Regions from separate parts of the Mus musculus genome. Here regions 2 and 3 are each linked to region 1. The links are chromatin loops, found by intact Hi-C in ENCODE. Cell type or tissue: left cerebral cortex. All regions are shown on one strand.

Region 1 (8,000 bases):
AAGGCCTAAGGACCCGTGGCAGGTGGTGCCTACAGGGAGCCTGAATGTTCAATTCTGGTGAAGCTACAGGAAGCCAGCCTAGAAGGTCAAAAAGGAATTTCCTCAGTGGAGAGGAGAGGAAAGATCCCATGGCTAACCTGAGCCAAGGTACAGGACGTGTGGGTCAGCGACCACCTGCAAATTCTCTCGTGAACATCCTGCTCAGTAGACCATGAGGAGAGGCACTTCTGTCTCTGGCCCACGAGCCCTTCATTTCCAGCAGCCAAGCACTGACCGGACACCAGGCAGAGTTAGAAAGGACCATCTCTTCCGGGGCCCCTTGGAACTTCCAGCTAAGGAGACAACAGGATATGAAGACAAGTACACTCACACTCACTCTTTGCTGGGAAGGAACACAAGGAGAATCCTATGGATATCTCTGACTCAGGGGTGGAGGTCAGGAGACACAAGTGAGTCATGAGGCAGAAGAGTGTCCTAGAAAGAGGACGGATCCCGAGCTGTGAAGGAACACGTCATACCAAAGAAAGGCAAAGGAAGTCAGAGCTGGAGGCCATGGTCAGAGTGGAGGACTCCAGGGAGACTGGCCGAAGCCTTGGCCATGTCAAACCTTGGTAAGTATGGCCGAGTTTGGATTTTATTCTAAATTGCTCAAGAGGCCATTGGCAGGTTTTGAGATAAGACACGATGTGTTGTATTGTGTTTCTAAGCCCCCTCTGGATGCCGGATGGAGGGCAGCTGTGGACAGTTACGTCAGAAGGTCCGGGATGGAGTCAGGATGTGCAACTGTGGTGTCTTGAACCTCTGCTCTCAACAACTCAAACAGCTCACCTGCTCTGCAAGGTCCAGTCCCTCCCTCGGGCGGGCTCAGGAGGCGTGGTCACAGAGGGCGTGGTCACTACGGTGACCGCCCATTGGCTAACTATCCCTTCAAACCCTTGCCATTCCTTTCTCAGCCCTTATTCTCCTCCCTCCCTAAATCTCAAGTTCCCTTACCTGACCTCACAGCCCTTTTCCAGCCCACTCCATCACCCACTGTAAAGAACACACTTACAATGTGTGCAGACACAAAGGAATCAATTCTACAGGCCACTAACAGAACCCAAGTGTTACTTGATACAGCCAGCACACATTCTGCAGGTTATAGACAGATCTCCTCACACACACCCTAGCCTGATCGGGACCCCATCTTCTGTCTCAAGCCCCCTCACCAGTGACAACTCTTGGTCCTCGGGTAAACACCAGCTTCTTCAGCAGGGGCCACGGTGTCTCCCTATGTTACTAACCCAGAACACACCTTACATTCATTCCCCCGTGGCTCCTGTGGCTGCACCACACTGTCCTTCCAGAACCTGCTCCACATCTGCCACAGGACGTCTGAAATTCCTGTTCTGTTTCCAAGTTCTTCGACCTCCCCTTTCCTTCAGCTGATGTTCACTCTTCAGACCTTTGCCCAAATTTTCTTCATTAGAAACCTCTCCCATGGTCTGAGTCACGTACCCTCTCACAGGGCTGTCTGGGACACTGCCGAAGCACCTGAGTTTATGATGACACATTTCCTTTATGTAGTTTTTGTTGTTGTTTGGTTTTGGGTTGTTTTTTTTTTTTTTTTTTTTTGAAACAGGGTCTCATGATGTAGTCTATGCTGACCTCAAACACACAATCCTCCTGCCTCAGGAGGACTAGGACTACAGTGTTTTGTTTGGTTGACTTTGGGAAGCAGGGAAGGTAGAGTGTTTGTTCTGGCATGAAGACCTGAATCCAGACTCCCAGGACCCGTGTTAAAGCATACCAGCATTCGGGGCGGGTGAGAGGACCTCACCATAGGCTGATCCCAAGGGCTCATGGCCAGCTGATGTTCAGTGTAAGAACATGTATGAATAAATAAGGTGAATACCAGATATCAAACTCTGGCCAGCCACCACATGAGTGCTCGGGCACACACACACACACACACACAGGCATCCACACACAATTCTTACTTCTAGCCAGGGTATGGCTCAGTGGTAGAGCCTTTGCATAGCAAGTAGAAGGCAGTCCATCCCCAGAACCGCCAAAGGCAAAAAAACCAACCAACCAAACAAACAAAAACGCTAATTCTCCTTTTCTACCAGCTGGAAGAGGCAAGAGCATGGCCTATTTTTGCTCACTGTCTCCCAAACAAAGGTTGACTATAACATAGCATGTCATAAGATCAGATGGGGAAAGGTTTTCCAAGATCTTAGATCTATTTTTGTGACTGGCAAGCAAAGGCTACTTGCCGGGAAGAGGGGCAGGGTGTGTCATGCCCACTTCATTCACCACATGCAGGAAGTTCTCCATGCCTCCTCCCAGAACCCACTCCTGATGTCAACATGGCATTTGCTTCCAAGACCCGCCACCCTTCCTGCTTCGGTACTAGTCTCCGGCTCAGCTCCCTTCCCTCCTTCAAACCCTCTTGGCACAGCAGTAACCACACCTGATCGGGTTTCACAAGAAAGCCGGTGTGAGAATTCAAAAAGCTACTACTCACTGGATATCACACAATAAACTGTGTTTCACGGAGTCCTTAAAACAGCCTTGTGAAGTAAACCGTACACATATTTCCATTTTAATAGATGGGGAAACCGAGGTTCCAAGAGACAGGTAGCTTACTCAGATCGCGAAGCCTATGAGAAGCAGGTTGGAACCTGTACCCACTGACCCTTCACACCTAGTCCAATGCTTCCTAACATTAGCCGCCCCTGTTGTTCTAGGTAAGGCTGGTGGTGTCGGCGCTGTTGACACCTCACGGCTCCCCTGGTTCATGTGCATCCATACCCAGAACTTGTCAGCTGTCTGGGCAGCACGGAGGGATCCACAAAGCCGGCTACATTCTCAGGGCTGTTCCCAGCCTCCCGGTCTTTGCAAGGTTTCCTCTGAGTCACTGAGGAAACAGAGTCAAAACACAAAGACCCGCGCAAGGTCCCTGGATTCCCTCTCGTCCACCTACAGCATAACTAGGCAAGGCCAGAAGCCGGTGTGGGCCGCCAACCGGGACCCGCGGACAGAGGTCACTGCTCCGGGACACCGGGCAGCCGGCGACGCAGGGGATGCTGCAGTGCCGGCGGCTCCGGGCTCGGCCCAAGGTCACCCTCCCCGGCCACCCGGAGCGCCCCCTGGCGTCCCGTGCGGGCCTCCCCCCTGCCCTCGGGGACACGCCTGGAACCCCGGCTGGGGCAGGAGCGGGGCGGTGGGCAGAACACCGAGGCTGAGCCGGGGAGGAGCGGGAGGCGGGGCCCACCTGATAGCTGAGGACGCCGTCCGGCTCGTTGCTCCCGGCGGGCATGGCCGGGCGGAGCCTGGTCTCGCCGGTAGGTTCCAGGTTGAGCTGCAGCAGTCCGCGCCCTGTAGTCCAGTGTGAGACGATCGCACGCGCAGCGACCCCTACCCTGGATCCAAGGATCGGTCAACCATCAACCGGCGCCACCTTCATAGCCATCAGCCCGCGAGGCGCCCGCAGCAGCCAATCAGAGGGCGCCCCGAGCAGCCAATCAGCGCGCGGAGCACGGGAGGACGCTGTCCGGCGGTACCCTGGGCTACCAGGAAGAAGGGAGGAGGGCGCCAGAGAGCCAACCCCCTCCCCGCGCCGGTTGCCTTAGAAACCGCCTCCCCCCTTAGGGGGCCTCCGGGCTCCGAGGTCCTTCCTACTGCTTGCTAGGAACTGAAAATCCCTGCCTCTGTTTGCAGCTGCACCTGACTCTTGGGAAAGTGTCAGGTTTACCTGTTCTGATTTTATTCCTCGGAAGATGGGTTTTAAATTAATAGAAAATTTCCCTCCGAAACCAAGATGGCAGGAGGAAGTAATGAGAAGAGAGAGCCTTCTAAAATTACTTTTAACCCTTGAGTTAGTGGCCAGATTGAAGAGCGTTAGAGAGCAGCAGACAGGAAGCAGTCAAAGAGGCTGAGACTCGGGTCTCCCCAGTCTAAGACTGACAGCAGACAGTGGGGGTTGAGCTGAGGGTGATTTCAACGTGTCCAAAAGACATACTGTAAGACGAATTATTGTTCAGCAGCGGAACTAACCGATCTGAGGCGAGGTTGGAAAGTGAGGAGTAAGGCATTCGACTTGATCTGAGTTTAAAAGGAAACAGAGTAGGTTAACCATCCGTAGCTTGAGAGAAAGAAAGGGGCCTTTGTCTTCTGTCTCCTGAGAGTGGAGGTGAGTCCAAGCCATTGAGGGGAAAGGGATCGTGGCAATCAATCTCAGCCTCTGCCAAAACTGCAGAAAGGAGCATGACCCAGTACATGTCAAAGTTCAACCCTTATGGTGGTGCAGGCTCATCTAGCCCTCAGGAGGCTGAGGCAGGATAGCAGCAAGTTCAAGCCTGCCTAGACTTCCTGGTTAGACCTTATCTCACACAAAAATATTTTTTTTCAATCTCCACATATCATCAGTACACACTGTAATCAAAATAAGAAACAAGATTGGGCCTTAATGTCTCTGGAGCTGGGGAAATGGCTCGGTCTAAAAAGTTCTTACCATATAAGTGTGAGGAGCAGAGTTCAATCCGCAGCACCTAGGAAAACTGGGTCTGGAGGCAAAAGCTTGTGATCTCAGTGCTGGGGAAGGTAGAGACGGCAGAGTCCCCGGAGCTTGCCAGCCAGCCTCAGTCTCAACCAATCCATGATGAGCTGCAGACTTGGTGGGAGATTCTGTCAGAGAGTGCTGGAGAGACAGCTCAGCAGCTAAGGGAACTTGTTGCTGTTCTAGAGGACCTGGGTTGGGTTCCGGGTCCTCCATGGAGGCTCATAACCATCCAGAATGCCAGTCCCAGGGAATTTTTTCATCTCTTCTGAGCTCCTCAGGTGCAAGAAATAAATGTAGCACACAGACATAGATGCAGGCAGAACACCAATGCACATTAGAAAAAAAAAAAAATAGCCTCGCAGTGGTGGCACACACCTTTAATCCCAGCACTTGGGAGGCAGAGACAGGCGGGTTTCTGAGTTTGAGGCAGCCTGGTCTACAAAGTGAGTTCCAGGACAGCCAGGGCTACACAGAGAAACCCTGTCTTGAAACAACACAACAACAACAACAACAACAACAACAACAACAACAATAGTGGAGAGCTATTGAGGAAGGTGTCTGCCATCAAACTCTGGCCTCCACATGCATACTTATACATGAGTACACACATAAATGTGCACATGTACACACTCACACACGCATGTGCATGCATGCACATCATTTTTTAAATAAGATTTAAGTATGTGATTACACTGTCGCTGTCTTCAGACACACACCAGAAGAGGGCATCAGATCCCATTACAGGTGGTTGTGAGCCACCGTGTGGTTGCTTGGATTTGAACTCAGGACCTCTGGAAGAGCAGTCAGTGCTCATAACCCCAGAGCCATCTCTCCAGCCATCACTCACATCATTATTTTTGATCATCTATAAAAGGAACCTTGCCTGGTTATCATCTCACAACGTTTTTTCTTTCTATGCCTTTGTACTCCACATAGCTTCAGAGGTTGCTAGGCATCTAGAAGATTGCAAATATATGTATGTTTATTTCAATCTATTTATACATGTATTGAGGTTCAGCGAAATGGCTCAGCAGGTGACACCACTCATCACCAAGCTTCATTATCCGAATCTGATCCCCCAGGACCTACACGATGTAAAAAGAAACCCACTCTTGCAAGCTGACCTCAGACCTCCATGTGCACAGCACGGCTTGTGCGTGTGCGCACACACCTGCCAGGGTGAAGAGAGCAAACATCTCCAGTCTGGGGCCAAGATTTGAGAGTGGTAACATGCAGAGTAGCCACAGTCGGTCCAACACGGAAAACAGTAGTGAAAAGAGCAGTAGAAAGAAATGTTATAATTAGAAGATGTTCTGGTAAGGCTGGAGAGATGGCTCGGCGGTTAAGAGCACTGACTCCTCTTCCAGAGGTCCAGAGTTCAATTCCCAGCAGCCACATGGTGGCTCACAGCCATCTGTAATGGGATCTGATGCCCTCTTCTGGTGTGTCTGAAGACAGTGACTCTGTTCTCATATACAAAAAATAAATCTAAAGGAAAAAAAACAGTGGGGTGGGGTGGGGAAGCAACTCGGTGACAGTCATCCCAACCAGTCCTAGTGAAGGGCACAACTCTAGGTCAGCCAGGTACTCAGTACAGACTTGATGCTGAAGGGGAGCAGGAGGCACACTTGGGAAGCTGGACAGGATGCTGGAGGCTTTGAGATCAATCTGTCAATATAGGGAGAACCCTGTAAGCTCTAAACTCTGTCTCTTTTTGTTTGTTTTTTTGTTTTTGGAGGCAGGGTTTCTCTGTGTAGCCCTGGCTCCTGGAACTCACTCTGTAGACCAGGCTGGCCTCAAACTCAGAAACCTGCCTGTCTCTGCCTCCCAAGTGCTGGGATTATAGGCGTGCGCCACCACATCACGCCCAAGGCAACTCTTATAAGGACAACGTTTAATTGGGGCTGGCTTACAGGTTCCGTGGTTCAGTCCATTATCATCAAGGCAGGAACATGACAGCATCCAGGCAGGCCTACATCTTCATCTAAAGGCTGCTAGCAGAATACTGGCTTCCAGGCAGCTAGCCTTAAAGTCTACTCGCACAGTGACACACCTACTCCAACAGGACCACACCTAATAGTGCCACTCCCTGGGCTGAGCATATACAAACCACAACAGCTGGATAATAGATTCAAACTTTACTTTCCTTGTATAATAATGATAATAATAATAATAATGATAATAATATTAGCCGGGGGGTGGTGGCACACGCCTTTAATCCCAGCACTTGGAAGGCAGAGGGAGGCAGATTTCTGAGTTCGAGGCCAGCCTGGTCTACAGAGTGAGTTCTGGGACAGCCAGGGCTACACAGAGAAACCTGTCTCAAAAAAAACCAAAAAATACACACACACACACACACAAATATATATATATATCATGCCATTAAAGGTTTTAGGGAGCCATCCCTCCAGGCACCAGGGCCTAGTGAAATAAATGTGCCATTTATCGAAGTAGTCATAGCATCTCTGTTATTTCTCGGTCTCACTAATGAGAAAATTGAGTCACGGAGAAACCAAGCAACGTCTAGGTCAGGCAGTCACTAAGCAGGGATTCAATCATTATTTGTTAATTAAAATGGCTTTACTGAGAGCTCTGTATCCTGTGTCTTGGGTGCTGGACAAACAGCAATGAGAAAAGCTTCCCCACCCCCCAACCCCCCGGAACTCGGAACTTAGTGAGGAGACAGGAATCAAGTAGAAGAGACCACTGTAAGCTATGGCAGCTACTGTGAAGGCTGTGACAGAACGAACACGGTTACACCAGAGAGGGCGCTCTGTGGAGCCAAGGACAGCCCAAGAGTCCAGCGTGTCAAAGAGAGCCTGTCTGGCTCAGGAGTTCCTGGGCAACGTGCAGCTACCAGAAGGTGGGATGGATTACAGCACAAACCCAAAGCAGAGTGTTCATTAAAGATGGCTAAAGGTGGTGGCCAAAGGGAGGATGTGCCCAAATACCTAACTGTCCCCACAAGACAGATCTCAGCCACCCACGGAAGGAGAGGGCAGGGTAGGGCAAGGATTTCCAGGAGTCCTCCCTAGATCTGGTTTCCCTTTAGCTGCAAAGAGGCAGGACCTGTGGCCCTTGAGGGTCAAGTGCGCCATCTTCAGGCCAGTTATGTGAATTACAAAAGTATGCCAGGAGCAGAGTCTGACACTGCAGGCTCCTCTCCCAGGGCTCATTTGGTCTTCCCTTTCCAAGCCATACAGACACACACAGAACCACCGGGACAACTTCACCTGATCCAAGCCACAACTCTGTGAGGCAGACTGAGATAGACTCTGATCCCATTTCACAGATGAGAAGCTTAAACTTAGCGGTGTCAGTTGACCCAGGTCACCCACCCAAAACAGCAAGTGCACAGAGACAGAGACGCTTGGGCTGAGGTCAGCCGTATCTGACCCCGGAGGCCACGCGTGGGCGTCCATCCTTCCCTCGGGATGCCTGGGAGCTTCCCTGG
Region 2 (8,000 bases), 220 kb before region 1:
AAGGAAGCTACAGCTTCATACTGATACAAACTTGCTTTCACGAGGAATCACAACTGAACTTCATCTGCCGCCAGGTACTTTTTTTTTTTTTCCTCTCAAGACAGGGTTTCTGTGTGTAGCCCTGTCTGTTCTGGAACTCACTCTGTACACCAGGCTGGCCTCAAACTCAGAAATCCACCTGCCTCTGCCTCCCAGGTTCTGGGATTAAAGGCGTGCGCCACCACTGCCTGTCCATCAATCACTTTCTTATAACTGAAATTTATAGTATTTTAAAAGCTTCCTTAGAACCATTACAATCATTAACTAGTCAAGAATTTCTACAATTCCTGTGGGGTTCTGCTTTGAAATAAGTCTACCATAACTCCCTTTTCTCAAAGGATCTATATGGTCTAAGAAGGGGCCTCACCCTTTCCAAGTCAGGCAAACAACTCTCTCCATCCTTCTTTGGACTAAGAGAGATCGGGCAGAGCATGGCAAAGTCAGGCTGTAAGCACCCGGGCACCGCAGCCTGACTTCTAGCCTTCACTGTGGCCCCTACCGCAAAGGCCTCCGGCTTTGTGTTCTCCATTTTGGTTTTGCTTTTTACAGAGAAGAAAACAGGCCAAGCAATAAATCGTCCCAGAGTCCCATGAGCAGTCAGGAGAGCTTGTGCTTTAGCGTCAGTTTCAAGGTAGAGCAAGCTTTACACTGCTTAGGGCACCTTAACTAATTCCTGTGTGATCTGGGAGGGGAGAGGGGCTGCTTAATTCCCGAAGCCCTGTTGTTTCTTCAACAACAAAGGCAATAGCAATACCTCCCTCTCAGAGAGGGGCCTCTGAGCATCACAGGAGACAAAGCCTGGACATTTGCAATCTCCCTCGACAGATTTCTCAGTTAAGTGGGTTCTGGACTGTTGGTGGCACCTCTTTTCTTTTCTTTTCTTTTCTTTTCTTTTCTTTTCTTTTCTTTTCTTTTCTTTTCTTTCTTTCTTTCTTTCGTTTGTTTTTGTTTGTTTGTTTGTTTGTTTTTGAAGTCAGGGTTTCTCTGTGTAGCCCTGACTGTCCTGGAACTCACTCTGTAGACCAGGCTGGCCTCGAACTCAGAAATCTGGGATTAAAGGCGTGCGCCAGATCAACGGTTCTGTTCTCCCTTTCCCATCGGTGGTGGTGCACGTCTTTAATCCCAGCACTCGGGAGGCAGAGGCAGGCGGATTTCTGAGTTCGAGGCCAGCCTGGTCTACAGAGTGAGTTCCAGGACAGCCAGGGCTACACAGAGAAACCCTGTCTCAAAAAACAAAAACAAAACAAACAAACAAAAAAAGAATCAGAAGAGTCTCCTCTGCATCAGCAAAAAAGAAGAGTGAAAATTTCTAAACCATGAAAAAAGAAAACCCATCTGTCAATCACAACCACATAATCAATGAGGGTGTGAATGTTTTGTATGAGATGCTAATGAGATGCTAATGAGATGCTAATGAGATGCTAATGAGATAGAGCACAGAAGACTTTCTTCTCCCCTCCCCCCTCTTTTTCTTTCTTTCTTTCTTTTTTAAATTTTATTTGTATTTCTTAGCTGGACTCATGCCTAGGCATGGATACTGGATACAGTATCAATGGCTTCTATACCAATCCACAGAGCATGAACATGTATGAAGACAAGTTCGTTCTTAACATACCTGATAGTAAGGATCAATATATCTCAGCCTAAAGATGCAGTGATTATTTATCTGGCTCAGGCTTCCAGATGAGTAATTAATACCTTAAATTTCATAATTAAAACAATAATGTTTTAACATAAAAGAATTAATATGTTATTTCCTCTTAGGAAAAATGACTATTTCCCTAACTTTGCAAAGAAGCTAATATTTTAACTGTCAGAAAGATCTCTTGGGTCTCCGGAGACCTCGGTTCAAGTTTCACTTACGCCGAGTTACTAAATCTCTCTCTGAAGACAAAAATCACTTACTTTACAGTGTGGTCACAAAAATTAAGCAATAGCAAGCTGTGGTGGCTCGGGTCTGCAGGCTCAGTGCTCAGGAGGGTGAGGCAATCTGAACTACAAAGTGAAGGCAAGGGAGCAACCGAAACCCAAGGGATAGAAATAAATGCAGCTCAGTCATAGAGTGATTGCCGGCCTTGGGTTAGACACACACACACACACACACACACACACATACACACACGGAATATGGACGTAGTTGATCGATACATACATAAGAAAATCACAAGGTTGGGAAAATACCTCACTCATTCACAGGGAATGTCTCTAGCCTCCGACCAGTTGTCTTTCCCCCTCCACATCTGTCTCCATGTGGATTTGGTCTCGCACCACATAGCAGATGCATCCTACTTAGTCTGTTTGGTTCTTGAGAGCCTGTTAGTATAACTGACACATCTTCCTGCACCATTAGGAATCAGCCATAACTGAAGTGTTCTGGCTTCCTTGGCTATGAAGCCCTCGGGGATGATAATGATGCTCTTGCCTGCTGCCTCTTTCTGTTGTGCTGGAGTTCTGAGCTCCTGGCCTTGGGGCTCTTCATTCCAACATCACATAGGGCTATTTTAAAGAATCTCCTAAGTGCCTACATGGTACTCCACAGTACAGGGAGGGACAGAAACCTTACTGCACCGCCATCTGCTCAACTGAACATTTCTACACAGTACAGCAGAAACCATTCAACCCAATCCAACCCAACCCAACCCAGTCCAGTCCTCCAGCCTGATCATGTCTAAGCTAACGTATAGATACTTCCTCTCATACTTTTTCTCTGGGGGAGGGTGGGAAAGGCAGCTTTATCAATACATCACAGTTCAATTTGCCTTTGAATATTTGAATTTTTGAGCTGCCTCAGCTGTGCCACCCTGTGACCCAATCCTTACTTTCCACTGGTGTCCACTCTTGTTGGTTTTCCCAGAGAATATGTATCTGGGTATCAAGTTCAAAGTTCACCCTAGCTACAGAATCAGTGAAAATCAAATGAAAATGTAATAAGATGGTAATATCTTTGTTTATTTGGCCAGCGCTCTGGTTGAAGGACCGAGTCACTGTTTGTCATTACTTTTCATTGTACCTGTAAACAATTGGGTCTCCAAAAGGGCAATGGCCAACAGAGTAGACAGAGATGACATTAAAGCCAACTGGAAGGAAAGGACTGGGTATTCAGAGGGTAACGGTTCTAAAACTAACTTATAGGCTGTCTAGAGGTGTAGCCCAGTTGGAGAGCTTTGGTCTACTATGTAGATGGCCCTGGTTGGATCCTAGAACCAAACGTAGCTGCTTTGCCACAACCACGGAAGGTGGGGGGAGGGATTTGTAGCTTGTAAATCACTAAGTGTCTAAGGGACAAGACATTTTCCTTTTAAATAAAAGGGGGGAGAGAGAGAGAGAGAGAGAGAGAGAGAGAGAGAGAGAGAGAGGGGAGGCAACTCAAACCGACTTTTGAATTCTTTTTTTCCATTTCCTTCCACCCCAGCATGTGCTGCTAGAGGGAACGGAGAGCCATGGGCATGCCAGATATACCTCTGCTTCCATTAAGTTCCATATACCAGCCCTGTCCTTTCGGATCTTTATCTGTACAGTCAACAGCTTCCTAGAGTCCTAACACAGATCACCCAGAGACATTTTGCCCACGATCTGCTTCCTTTCCCACATGCACCATGCTAATTAAGGGGCTAATGGTCTTCATGCTGTGTTAGAGGCACAGAGGGGTTAGACCGTTAGAAGAACATGCTGCCTCAAGAGGCCCACACCAGTTGCAGACGTTAAAAAGCTGGAAGTAGGCAGGGTTAGGACTACTGAGGTCTAGTAATTTAAAACTTTTTAAAAAGAGCTTAGAATTTAAAGAAATGTGGAGATGGCTTTTCCCAAAGAGGGAACCGTTACTGAGCCCTTAGAAGCTATTATGTGTTCCTCCTCCAGAGCCTGACAATCGACTCCACTTAAATTTATCTTCTGCCTTTCTTTTCTTTCCTTCCTCCCCCATAAAGCATGTGTTCGTGCCCCAACCTCCCACTTTCCCGGCTCCTCAGTTCCCCATTCCAATCCATTCTGATACTCTGGGTCCAGTTACCACTCCTGGCTTGCTTGTCTGGTACAACTTCCACCCCAGCATCAAGTATGATCATTTCTCTTTGGAAAAAAAAAAATGTCTCATCCTGTATAGGGGCAGAAAATAACTCAAAAACAATATATATTTAAATTGAAACAGTAAAGTCTTTAAATTCCAAGCTGTTTTCCTAGTCGGGAAAAGATGACGGAAAAGAAGCAGTGATTTCAAACCAGCTCAGACTAGGTCACTCACTGGTAGTGGCAAATGGTCATTTTTCATTCTGTCCTGCAGTCAATCAAAGCGTGTGTGTATAGAGGGAGGGGCAGAGGGCGGCCTGATTTGTTTAGATGGAGGAAAAGGGAAAGAGGTAAATTAGGAAGAGCCCGGAAAGGCAGGAGGAGATGAAGCAGAAACTACGGAAAGGAGTGAGGGAAGACTGAGGTCGAGTAAAGGGAAACCGAGGAGGGACAGTGGAGAGAAGGGAAGGCAGCCCACGAGGCCAGGAAGGCAGGCAGGAGGCTGCAGGAGGGGAGGCTGCCATGCCTAGCCCCGCCCACCATGTCCTTCCTTACACTGTCTGTAGCTGCCTTATCTATTTTCACCTCAGGCAGGAGCCGCCCGATGTGCGAGCCAGGCCCGATGAGCGACACCACGCCATTGCAGTCCACGGTGCTGTTGCGTTTCACGCTGCGCCGCAGGCTGGGGAAGATGCGCGACGAGCGGCTGCACTGGCTGTAGCCGCTGTAGCCGCTGTAGCTGCTGCGGCGCTCGCGGGCGCGGATCGGGATGAAGAGCGAGTCGCGCCGGCCCTCACTTTCCTCCACTGTGCTGTGCTCGTCGTCTGCGAACTCGTTCTCCGAACCGGGGTCCCGGAACCGTCCAGGACCCCGAAAGCTGAAGATGCTGCTTTTGCTGTTGTGTCGGGAAAGGAAGGGCGAGCCTGGGATGCTGAGCAGCGACTGGGTGGTGGGGGATGAGAGAGAGGGAGAGAGAGAGAGAAAGAGAAAGAGAGGAGTAAGACCAAGCAGCCCCACGGCCCAGAGACATGGCCTCCCCCTGCCCTATGTGGCCCTGCCCAATGCGCCCCTGCTGTCCTCTGGCCACACCGGGACCCAGAAAGTCCTGTGGGAGGTTGGTCTGTTACCAAACATCTTACTCTTAATCACACCTCGCTGCCCAAATACCCAGGATCTCCAATGGACCCTGCTTGCAAATCACTGTTTCTTGTGCTTACGACCAGCTCCCACAGAATGTGCATTTAACGCCACCCAACTTGGGACTCCATGGCCCACCTAGCAAAATCAGAACTTGCCCTCTCTCCATGGGAACCTGCTGGAGTTCTGATAGAACTAGAAAACACCACTGTTTAGTCAGCCGACTCTCCTCTACTTTCAAGCTAACACCTTTTAAAATCAGAATTTAAATCGTTGTAAATAATTTATTTCCCAGCACTGACATGTTCAAGACTCTACCAAATTTTTCATTTATTTTTATCTTTCAGCATATTTTCTTTGCACACTCCCTCTAAAATTTTATGAAAGTGCATGTTTATGCTTACAAGTGTTTTATTGATCACCACTGAATACTTTTCTGAACAAAAGAAGCGCCTCTAAAATTTAAAACTTCCTTCTGTGGTGATGAGTCCCTGAGATATTTTTCAATTTCTCTCAGATTATAGTTTTTATGAATGTACCTGATCACACACGCACAAACACAATCTATCTATCTATCTATCTATCTATCTATCTATCTATCTATCTATCTAGTGTATATTTGACAAGCAATTAACTTAAAAGTAGCTATTGATGCACACCTTTCAGTGAGATGGCTGTTTTGTTTTGTTTTTTAAGTTCGCGCTTCCCCGTTTGTTGACAGGGTTACTTATGAGGGGAGGAAGCTATGACTCACCCACGCTCATTCCTAATAATCGATTTTAAGGGTTGGGCCCCTTATTCATGTAAATATTATCTTGGAAAGAATTGTATTATAATGTCATTCAATTCTTTGAACTCCTTCCAAGTTATATGCCGAAAACCATACTGCAGACTAGCAGCCAGATGTGCAGCCAGATGTATTTTAAGGACCTGCCAGATGATGAACTCACTCCTTTTCATTTTGTTGAGCATGGAGCGTGGTGAACTTGCTAGTGAATGTGTTGCCTGGCTAGAAGCAGCCCCTTTCCTGAATGCTGAGGGTCTTGGAAAGGGGGATATTAATGATTCTCGGACACTGTGTGCTACTCTTACTCTAAGGCAGCTCTGGCTAACACAACAGAAAAAGGGACAAGCAAAACCATGTTAAATTATCAACAGTGTGGATATTTTAAAGCAAAAGAATTTTATAATAGTACCTGCTCTAAATACATTGTATCAGAGTCTCATGGTACCTGCTTTAAATACATTATATCAGAGCCTCATAGTACCTGCTCTAAGTACATTGTACCAGAGTTTCATAGTACCTGCTTCAAATACATTGTATTACAGTCTCACAGTACCTGCTCTAAATACATTGTATCAGAGTCTCGTGGTACCTGCTCTAAATACATTGTATCAGAGTCTCATGGTACCTGCTCTAAATACATTGTATCAGAGTCTCATAGTACATGCTCTAAGTACATTGTATCAGAGTCTCATGCTACCTGCTTTAAATACATTATATCAGAGTCTCATAGTGCATGCTCTAAGTACATTGTATCAGAGTCTCATGGTATCTGCTTTAAATACATTATATCAGAGTCTCATAGTACCTGCTCTAAGTACATTGTATCAGAGTTTCATAGTACCTGCTTTAAATACATTGTATTACAGTCTCACAGTACCTGTTCTAAATACATTGTATTACAGTCTCACAGTACCTGCTCTAAATACATTGTATCAGAGTCTTAAGACTGCAGATTTACTGTCATTAGTTTAAGGGAGTCTGAAATATGATCTATTCCACAAAGGTAGTTTTCTATATCAAAGGAAGTGGTCAAATTAAACTTGCTTTCACTTGAAAAAGTATGTGTGCCACTCATAATAATTCCAATCCTGAATTTACAGCATTTCAGAATATTTGATTATAACTATTTTTCTCTTAATAGATGCATAGGAGGAAAGTGTTGTGGTGTAGTTAAGGTTCCTGTTTTAAAGAAGACTTTGTAGGCACCAATGCTTTCAATACTCCTTTCAGCTGACATCCTTAGGGCAAGGAGTCGCATAAGCTGACCTGGGATGGGGTAGGGTGGGGCATGGGGAGGGTACTGCAGGGGAGCTTTGGGCCCCGGGGCTTGATCTCAGCCACAGCTCTGTGTAGGTCACGGGTAGATCTGGTTCCTAAGTCTTCAGGTGCTGAAAGGGAGACAAAGCCCAGGGCGAGCTAACTTCTGTAAGAGGAAGGCACCAGGCTTTGAGGGAAATTTTACAGTTCAAAGCTGTAGCCAGAGTTTTTTGCCTCAGAGTTTAGGCCTACTTTTCTGCTAAAATGACTACTGTGTCAATATAGCATACATATTGCAAACATTAAAGGAAAACTGCAATACGCAGTTAATAATAATAACCCTGGTAGGGCTGCTGTGTTCAGGATTTTGCCCTTGACTGTCCAGAATTTCATTTCTGCTTCTATGTTCCAAAGTGTTTCTAGGTCCCTTCTCTTTTTGTAATGCACAAAGCCTCTGTCCCTAAATGGGTTACATTCTCTTTGAAGAATTCTAATTCAATGCACATCACCCGTGTCTTCCACTTGCTGCTTGGTCTTTTCCTGACTTGCCTCTAAAACCCACAAACTTCTGAGACATATCTGAGTTTTATCACTGGGGATCACACCAAGAAAATCAAAATCAGGACTGGAAGCACAGCCTGTTACAGCGCTTGCTGGAGTTTCACACGGGGCTGAGCTCTACCCCCAGTACCACAAAAAAACAAAACAAAAGTAAAAACAAAGAGAGAGTCATGAATCATACATAGGTTATTTTCACCTATGTGAAGGTAAAGTC
Region 3 (8,000 bases), 110 kb before region 1:
CATGGGGCGGTGTGGGGTCAGCGCAGCACCTGTATGGTATAATTTTTCTCATTTGAGACTAGCAATGTCCATTCAGGTTAAGGAACCTGCAGACCCCGCCTCCTGCGCAGACTTCCAGGAATTATCTGCTTTCAGACTACTGAAACTTACATATATATCAGATACACATGCAAATACCCACTAAGCTGCCAAACCTCGAGAGGACGGAAGCAGATTTTATATAATCCCCACAAGCGTGGCATTGAAGGCATTATTACTCCTATGTTTACAAACCCAGAGAAACTAGATAACTTGCCCGAGGTTAAAAAGCAAGTAGCCAAGTCAGGATTTGAACTAGCTCTGTCCAAGGCCTGTAGTTACCTTCGACAATGGCAATTGGTTGGGTTACTTTTCCTTATTCCATGACATAGCATTTGACTATGTGTCCTAACTTCACAAAGGGACAGAAACAACTTCAGCTGCCTTCTCCTTTCTCTTTCCCCACATTTATTTTCCACCCTTTTGAAAACTATTTTTAGGTAAAAACCACTGAGCTTAACCTGACAGTCACACAACATTTCTCCGATCGATATGCCCACAGGGCCAAAGTTGTGTTTCTACCTCTGGCTCTCTTACAGCCACGGTTTCGAGCAGGTCATGGTTTCTAAGTTGGTGCTATTTAGCAAATGTGTCCATGTCTGATACAGTGTCTTACACCTGGGAAGTACTGGATGACAATGGTCATCAAGTTACTGACTGGGGGTCTTTATCCCTCTAATTAATGTGCTACATTTTAGCCAAGAGACTTAAAAAGGGGTGGGGATTACTCTGGGTAAATTCTTTCACATTAAAGATAGTTTCCTGAAAATTGTTTAAAGGATTAAGGGGAAAGGCAAATGGAAATGTAACAACTTAATGTCTGAGCCCCTGGGTCTATTAGACCCTGAGTCTAAGAACATGAAAGCTACAACTTGGAAAGTATCATTTGAGCAACTTCTGCAAGTGTAGCTTATAACTGAAAGGCACAAGCACATGTGGCCAATGCTCCTGCTGAGCAGTAAAAGCCAGGGCTTCCCTCCATACTATTTCTGCAACCAGTGTTTGTTATTTTTTATAACTGTGGCAACTGGGCACACTCTGGATAAGCTATCCTTAATACTTCCTCTACAGTACGGGCGTAAGGCCTTTCCCAGTGTAACTCACAGGGGTTAAACACCCATTAAGTAAATCAGGTGCTTTCCAGACTTGTTACATAACCCCAGCACATGAAAGAGTTTTCTTTCCATTCATAGAACCCTCTCTCACTTTAGGTAGCCATGTTTCTTTGCATTCTTTTCAAATAGGTGGAGTGTCTTCCAGCTCTCTACAAAATGTTGTCTCGGCTTTCATGATAGCAAGCATGTGAAAGACTTTTGCCCCTTATGTAGTTCCAAAGTATGTCCTTCAATGTGACACATGTTACCTTCTAAGAGAGATTAAAGTATTTCAACCACCGGGGTGAGCCATTTTCTGTGACACTGAGTTCCCTACCAACAAAGTATTCAAAGTGGAGGGGGTCCTATAAGAAGGATTCCCAAGGGAGGCAGGAGGCTGAGCAAGTTGAATTTTATGTTCCACCTTCTTAATCTATGATTTTAAAACAATTTTAGACCAGCATACCACAGAGACATAATGGTTCGCAAGCTGGCCTGCTGAGTCCCATCCCCAGCTCACTGTTTAGATCAACCTAGCAAAAGTACCCTTCAGATTCAGCTTAACTTGGTTAGCTATCGAATTTCTTCTGGCAAAGACCAAATTACCGTAATATTGACAGTTTCTTGCTATTTGAAATGACCGGGGGGGGGGGGGGTCCTGAAACCATGCGGTCAGCAGAATGTATGCCTTACATACCGATCTGCTGAAGCCAAAACAGCACTGCCTCTCTGTGAGGGACAGCTGAAGTGAGGAGTTACGTGGGAGTAGGAAAAATGTGATAACCAGACCTTCAACCTCAAGTACGACCCAGCTGCGCATGCACATGCAGATCCACATCACGGGGAAAGCCTGCTGTTCATAGCGGCAAAGCGAATCCAGTCCCTTCCACCGTGACTTCAGCCACACAAGCCAGGGAGCTGTCCTTCAGCACCGCAGCAGGTACCGCTCTAGCAAGCGTAACGCCAAGGAAAGGCAATGCCGACAGGAGCGAGCGTCAGGGTGAACTGATTAGAGTCCTCCTTCAAGCAACCGTATAGCTATTTGTTTTTAAATACACTATATCCCAAGTCCCTATCCTTGTTAATTTAAAAGAAAATTTTCCAGATATTTATAGGAAAGTTGACAAAACCTCAAATGAAAACCGAAGGCATATAAAGTCAGTCTCTCAAAGCGACCCCAAGAAACCAGTGACTAGCTAGCCTGAACCATCACAGAAATTGCTACACAAAACCCACCACATCCCAGTAAGAGACATATTATATCTACACACATCAGATGTTCTGAGAACACAGAACATGCTTGCAGCCCCTCTCCGGAGAGCTTCAATTTCTAGGACAGACACAATTCTCACGGAACACCAAACCATCACTACCCCCACACACAGCAATCAAATCCTCTTTCAGGGAGAACTGAAGGCCTTATGGGTCATGAGTTCCAGAGGAAAATGCTGCAGTATTTCAAGAGCCAGGTTACAGACAAAATGCTAAAAGCTTTCAGCGTTTTGAGCGTTTGAGCCTCTTGGTTCCTGCCATCCTGCTACTGGGTATTAACGTTGTCCAGCCATTTGCATTACACATCAAAAACATATTTTTGAGGAAAGAACAAGGCTCCCTCCCCCATATCTTCTAATGCACATGGAGAAAAGGGAAGAGAGCCTGTGAGACGTTTAAAAACCTACCACACCCGAAATCTCCTTGGAAAGCTAAGACATCCCCCGATCCTAACACACATACAACCTCCCTAAAGGATCTCCAGGTTTAAACTCGAGAAAACAGTTATAAAAAGCACCCCCCCCCTTTGCCCTAAAGGCCCTTACCCACACTTCCTGCTTCCAATCCCTGCCTTCCCGGATGCCCACCCCACTGTGCATTAAAAGCCATTCCCCCTGTGCAGCAGACCTTGCAGCCTGCTATTTCTCCCTGCCCGAGTTCGGCCAGGTGCAATGCAAAGTTTTTTCTATGTTTTCCCCCCACCTCCACCCCAACAGATGACATTGATTATGAACACTGATGCGAATCTTGGAACCTCCAGTTATAAAATGTATTCCCCCGGTGCTTCAAAAACTGCAGTGTAAGTGAGGGAGAGGGCACAGGGTGGAGTAGTTGGAAGGAATGCATGGTTTGGAGAATTCCTGCTTATTGGGCTGAAAAATAACTCCCACTCCAACCTAACTCGAACCTAGGGGACGCTGAAGGGGTCTGACAGCCCCCACTACCGCCCGGAAAGTTAACTGCCAAGTCTCCACCGGTGGTTGCTGCGGGCAATGGAGAGGACAGAGCGGTGCTCCCCGGAGAAATGCAGAGGTTTTGCGGTCCCCAGGGTACCAAGGGTGAAGCAGAGAGGAAGGATCCAAGCTATGGATCTGGGCAAACAGTTCTGTATCCCAACGCTAACAAGAAGCCCAGGGTGCTGCTGCCCGTGGTAAGGTGGGGGAGGGAAGGGAGCGAGGAGAGGAACGAGCTCTGCATAGGGTGGCGTAGGGGTGGGGTGGGGGAAGGGGGATATTCTGAAAGTGATGTACTCTGATGCAGGAATCCTAACCTGCTAAGGAAGGTCGCGAGGGGCTCCAACACAATCCCTGAGCACCCTGGCGAGAGGGGGAATGATACATCCAAGTAAAGGAGTGAAGGACAGGAGGTGTCCTGACTGCCCCACGAGCCCATGAGTCCCCCGGCTTCTGCAGTTGTTAGCAATGTGGAGCCGAATGAGGGAGGATCCAGTAAGGACTGGGGGAGGGGGCAGAGAAGAGGGGCTGCAGAGCAGCCCGAGAGCCCCGGCCGGGCTGGCACTGGGGGCTGGGTGCCGGCTGCAGCGCCGAGGGGACACCGGGGCAAGCCCGCGTCCCTGGACGACCAGGCAACCTGGAGGGCAGGGTGTCCAGGGGTGGGAGCTGGTGGTCCCCCATCCTCCTCAGGAACCCCGGCAAACACCGTAGAAGGAAGCAAGACTTCCAAACACCCGTGCAAAGCACGAAGGGCATAAACCCCGCTCCACGGCGGCCACGCGAGCCCCGTGAGCCCCGCGGCCCGCGAGCCGCGCCGTGCGCTCTGCGGCAAAGCCCCGGGCTGAGAGGGGCGAGCCCGCTCCAGGGTCCCGGGGCGAGAGGGGAGCCCAGGCCGAGGAGCGGCGCCGGGCCGGGGGCTCCGGGGCAACTTACGGCGGCGGCGGCGGCGGGCGAGGCGGCGGCGGCCCTAGCGCGGGGCCCGGGAGGCGCGGCCGGACTGCAGAGGCGCCGAGGCTGCGGCGGGCGGGACTGCGGTGGGCGCCATCTTGGAGCGCTCCCCGCGCCCGCCCCCCGCGCTGCGCGAGCCCTTGCATAATTGATGACTCGCGCCGCGCGCGCCGCCGCGCGCCCCCGCCGCCGGGCCCCCGCGCGACCCTCCGCGCGCGCCCCCCGCCCGCGCCCCGCGCCCGCCCGTCCTCCTACCCGGCCGCCCGGCCGCCCGGCCGCCCGCGCCCCGCGCCCGCCCCGCCGCACCTACCCTGCCGGGCGCGCCCGGCCGCCCGCTCGCCCGCTCGCCTGCCTTCTTCGCTCCCAGCTCCCCGGCCTGCGTCCCGGCGCTCCGGACTGGATGCGCGCCGGAGCCCGACCGGCAGGGGGCGCCGCGCCCGAGCGCCTGGGAGCGTCCCCGGGCCCGCCTCCGCGACGCCCCCGCCGGCCCCACGAGCACCGGCGTCGACACCCGATAGATGCTCTGCGGCCCTGGTCAATGACAAGAGTCTCCTTGCTCCCGGGCACGCCCGGTCACCGTGCGACCGCAGTCGGAGTATCTGACTTGATCCTTGGTCAACTGATCCAACGCACAGCAAATGAAAGCTAGTGTTACGACAGGGGCCTGCCGTGAGTGGCAAAGACGCTTCCTCGGGTTTGGAAGCTTAGAGGTCACCTTACCTTCTCCAAACTCAGTGGGTAGATCTGTGAAGTTGGCATGAGCCTTTGAACTGCTTCCACATGCCTAAGGAGCTTCACGGTGAAGGTGAGGAGGACTCCTGGCGGTGTCTCTCGAAACGCAAATTCAGTTGACACTGAACAGCACCCTCTTTAAGCAGTGGCGGGTGACAACCTGTCCAAACCTCAGTGTTCTGTCACTAGAAGGGAACAGTCAATCGCGGCACCAAGCTGATAGCTTTATTGTAGAGACTAAAGGGGAAGTGCATTTACAGTTTTCTAACACAGCCCAGCACGGGATGTGGCATAATGTGTCCATTACATGCATTTTACAGTAGCTTTCTCGAGATATATTTGGCTCACGGTAAGCGCCATGTTTAGAATATATTTTGACATGTGTGTGCGTGCAGGAACTCCTCGACACTAAGGTGATGGGCATGCCCAAAGTTTCCTTGTGCCTCTTTGCAATCCAGCTTTGCATTGCCCACACACACAAGCCTCCCCCAGGCAACCGCTAATCTTCTATTACTGTACATTGGTTTGCATTTTCCAGAGTTAATAGGATCATACAGTATGAACCTTTTTTTTGGGGGGGAGGGGTATAGGACACTTCTCTCAGCATGATTATTTTGAGTTTTTTTTTTTTTATGCTGCCGCGAGGTATTCATTTCTTCTTGCCACTGGGTAATAATCATTATGAAGGGGCATACCAAATTTTAAACTGCTTATTGATGACATTTGAACTAGCGCCAGGTTTTTGCTCGTTACAGATTAATCTGCTATGAATGCATCTTTGTATGAAGACATTCTCTTATCTCTCTGGGTATAAATATCTAGGAAGGAAATGTCTGGATTCTTTTAGGTAACTTAACAAAATTAAGAAAATTCAGGGACTGCAGGTGTGCTCTATTGGTAGCGTGCTTGCCCACATGCTCAAAGCCCTGGGGGGCCTCTCCGACACCAGCCACGTAACCCACGTAACCCAGAGAAGGTCATTCTCGGGAACATAGCAAGTTTCAGGCTGGAGGTCCCCATGTTTCAAAGCTAAAATAACAACAAAAAGAAAGGAGGTTCTGAGCTGCTGTTCAAAGCGCTTCTGCCATTTCAGTTCCAGCCCACAGCACAGTAGGTCATCAGCCCACAGCACAGTAGGGCATCAGTGCCCCACATCCTCGTCAGCATCTGGCATGACCAGGCTTTTTAATTTTAGCCGTTCTAATAGTGTGATGAATTATTCCACTGCGGTTTTAGCTTCTGTTTCACTAATGACTAAATGTGTTAAATGTCTTGGCTCAGTAAATCCTGCTGGTTGAAGTTGTCTATTTGGGTCTTTCATACTTTAGAGGGTGTTTGCTTATTGAAACTTGAACTATTCATATTTCTTACAGATATACATCTTCTAAGTCACATGGTTGGCAAATGTTGTTTCCTAGTGTGGATTTATATTTTTTTGTCTCTTGATAAAACTCTTAAGTTTTGCAAAGTCCAATTTACTTTTTCTTCTTCCATAGACCAGATGTTTCACCAGATGTATAAGGCTCTTGTCCTGGACTCTTGTTTCATTTACATGTTTACCTGACCTTGCTTACTCTTGCTTTAAAATAAACGTTGGAATAGAGCAGCAGAAGCCCTTTTACACACGGAAGATTTAGTGTTGTGCCGTAGCACACGTATGTTGTGTGCAGTGGGAGAGCACACATATGTGGTGTGCGGTGGAGGAGCACACATGTGTGGTGTGCTGTGTTGTAGCACACGTGTGTGGTGTGCGGTGGGGGGAGCACACATGTGTGATGTGCAGTGGGGAAGCACACATGTGTGGTGTGCGGTGGGGGAGCACACAGCTTGATGGGACCCTGGATTTCCTAAGCACAAAAAGCACCGTGGGCTTCGTGACACAGGCCTGCCAGCCCAGCTCTGGCAAGGCTGGGACGCAGGGTCAGGATGACAGCAGCTAGCCTCTCATTTCTCACTGTCCTCTCTGCTTTTCCAATGCTGGCTTTCCAAGTCTAGGTCTTCCACATTTGCCTACAAACTTTGGACTCTGTTTGTCAAGTTCTACCAAATAGTAACAACAAGAAATCACTGGAATTTTTATCAAAACTGCATGAATTTAAAGCAGTCAGCATTGGGGAAACTTCCTTGACAACGGAACCAATGAATCCGTTTCAGCATTACGTGGTCTCTGTTTCAACATTACGTGGCCTCTGTTCTAGCATCATGAGGTCCCTGTTTAAGCATTACATGGTCTCCCGAGGGCTCTGGTGGCTGCAGTTTTTCATGAGACAAGTCTTACTCCCCTTCCAGGGTGCATTTCTAAACGTTTTGTTTTCGTGTGTGTGTGTGTGTGTGTGTGTGTGTGTGTGTGTGTGTGTGTGTCAGATGGGTCACTTAACAATTTGTACATTTCGATTTCCCATTATTCACTGGAACTATATAAAAGTACAGGTGATTTTTCTGTATTTTGCAACTTGGCTAACTTAAGATCAGATTACCCAAAGGAAACAGGACAAGACTGGACCCGTTAGCATTCCTCTATAAAAGGTGTGGGATTGGGGGGGTGGGGTGGGGAGAGGGGACTCGTGTGTTTATCTGTACATAACATACACTTTGTGACTTCTTCTAGGGAGTCTGTTTTTATTCATCCTAGACAGAGAGGGTAACCATGGTTATTCATCCTAGACAGAGAGGATAACCATGGTTATTCATCCTAGACAGAGAGGATAACCATGGTTATTCATCCTAGACAGAGAGGGTAACCATGGTTATTCATCCTAGACAGAGAGGGTAACCATGGTTATTCATCCTAGACAGAGAGAGAGGGTAACCATGGTTATTCATCCTAGACAGAGAGGGTAACCATGGTTATCCATCCTAGACAGAGAGGGTAACCATGGTTATCCATCCTAGACAGAGAGGGTAACCATGGTTATCCATCCTA

The links. A loop is a pair of places that touch in the nucleus more often than their neighbours do. Peaks named below come from ENCODE experiments on the same cell type or tissue, not always from the same donor. Only the 100,000 strongest peaks of a DNase experiment are listed, where the experiment ranks them.
Region 2: a loop joins it to region 1, with 2.0 times the contacts of the local background. A loop is called at or near these places in 7 of 42 quality-filtered maps.
Region 3: a loop joins it to region 1, with 9 times the contacts of the local background. A loop is called at or near these places in 3 of 42 quality-filtered maps.

The regions. Positions count from the first base shown.
Region 1 is chr15:100,757,234-100,765,233 of GRCm38, reverse strand. Slc4a8 (solute carrier family 4 (anion exchanger), member 8) reads right to left here and starts at 3,487. Exons shown (of 25, transcript NM_021530.2): 1 at 3,260-3,487. The coding sequence starts at 3,304. It overlaps Gm52175 (a long non-coding RNA gene), which reads left to right. Exons shown (of 3, transcript XR_003951485.1): 1 at 1-611; 2 at 708-840; 3 at 2,308-2,545. In left cerebral cortex, CTCF peaks have their summits at 3,117 (motif pointing left), 3,390, 3,593, 7,634 (motif pointing left) and 2 weaker places; DNase peaks (open chromatin) are centred at 2,423, 2,763, 3,540 and 7,628; H3K4me3 peaks cover 2,382 bases; H3K27ac peaks cover 2,184 bases.
Region 2 is chr15:100,980,675-100,988,674 of GRCm38, reverse strand. It overlaps Scn8a (sodium channel, voltage-gated, type VIII, alpha), which reads right to left. Exons shown (of 26, transcript NM_011323.3): 11 at 4,630-4,986. Among named protein-coding and RNA genes, the nearest start is that of Scn8a, 48 kb to the right of the region's middle. In left cerebral cortex, a CTCF peak has its summit at 4,788; DNase peaks (open chromatin) are centred at 4,001, 4,700 and 5,066; H3K4me3 peaks cover 819 bases; H3K27ac peaks cover 1,045 bases.
Region 3 is chr15:100,867,399-100,875,398 of GRCm38, reverse strand. It overlaps a transcript of Scn8a not described here. Among named protein-coding and RNA genes, the nearest start is that of Gm35569, 37 kb to the right of the region's middle. In left cerebral cortex, a CTCF peak has its summit at 4,774 (motif pointing right); DNase peaks (open chromatin) are centred at 4,189, 4,458, 4,916, 5,398 and 7 more places; H3K4me3 peaks cover 4,538 bases; H3K27ac peaks cover 3,305 bases.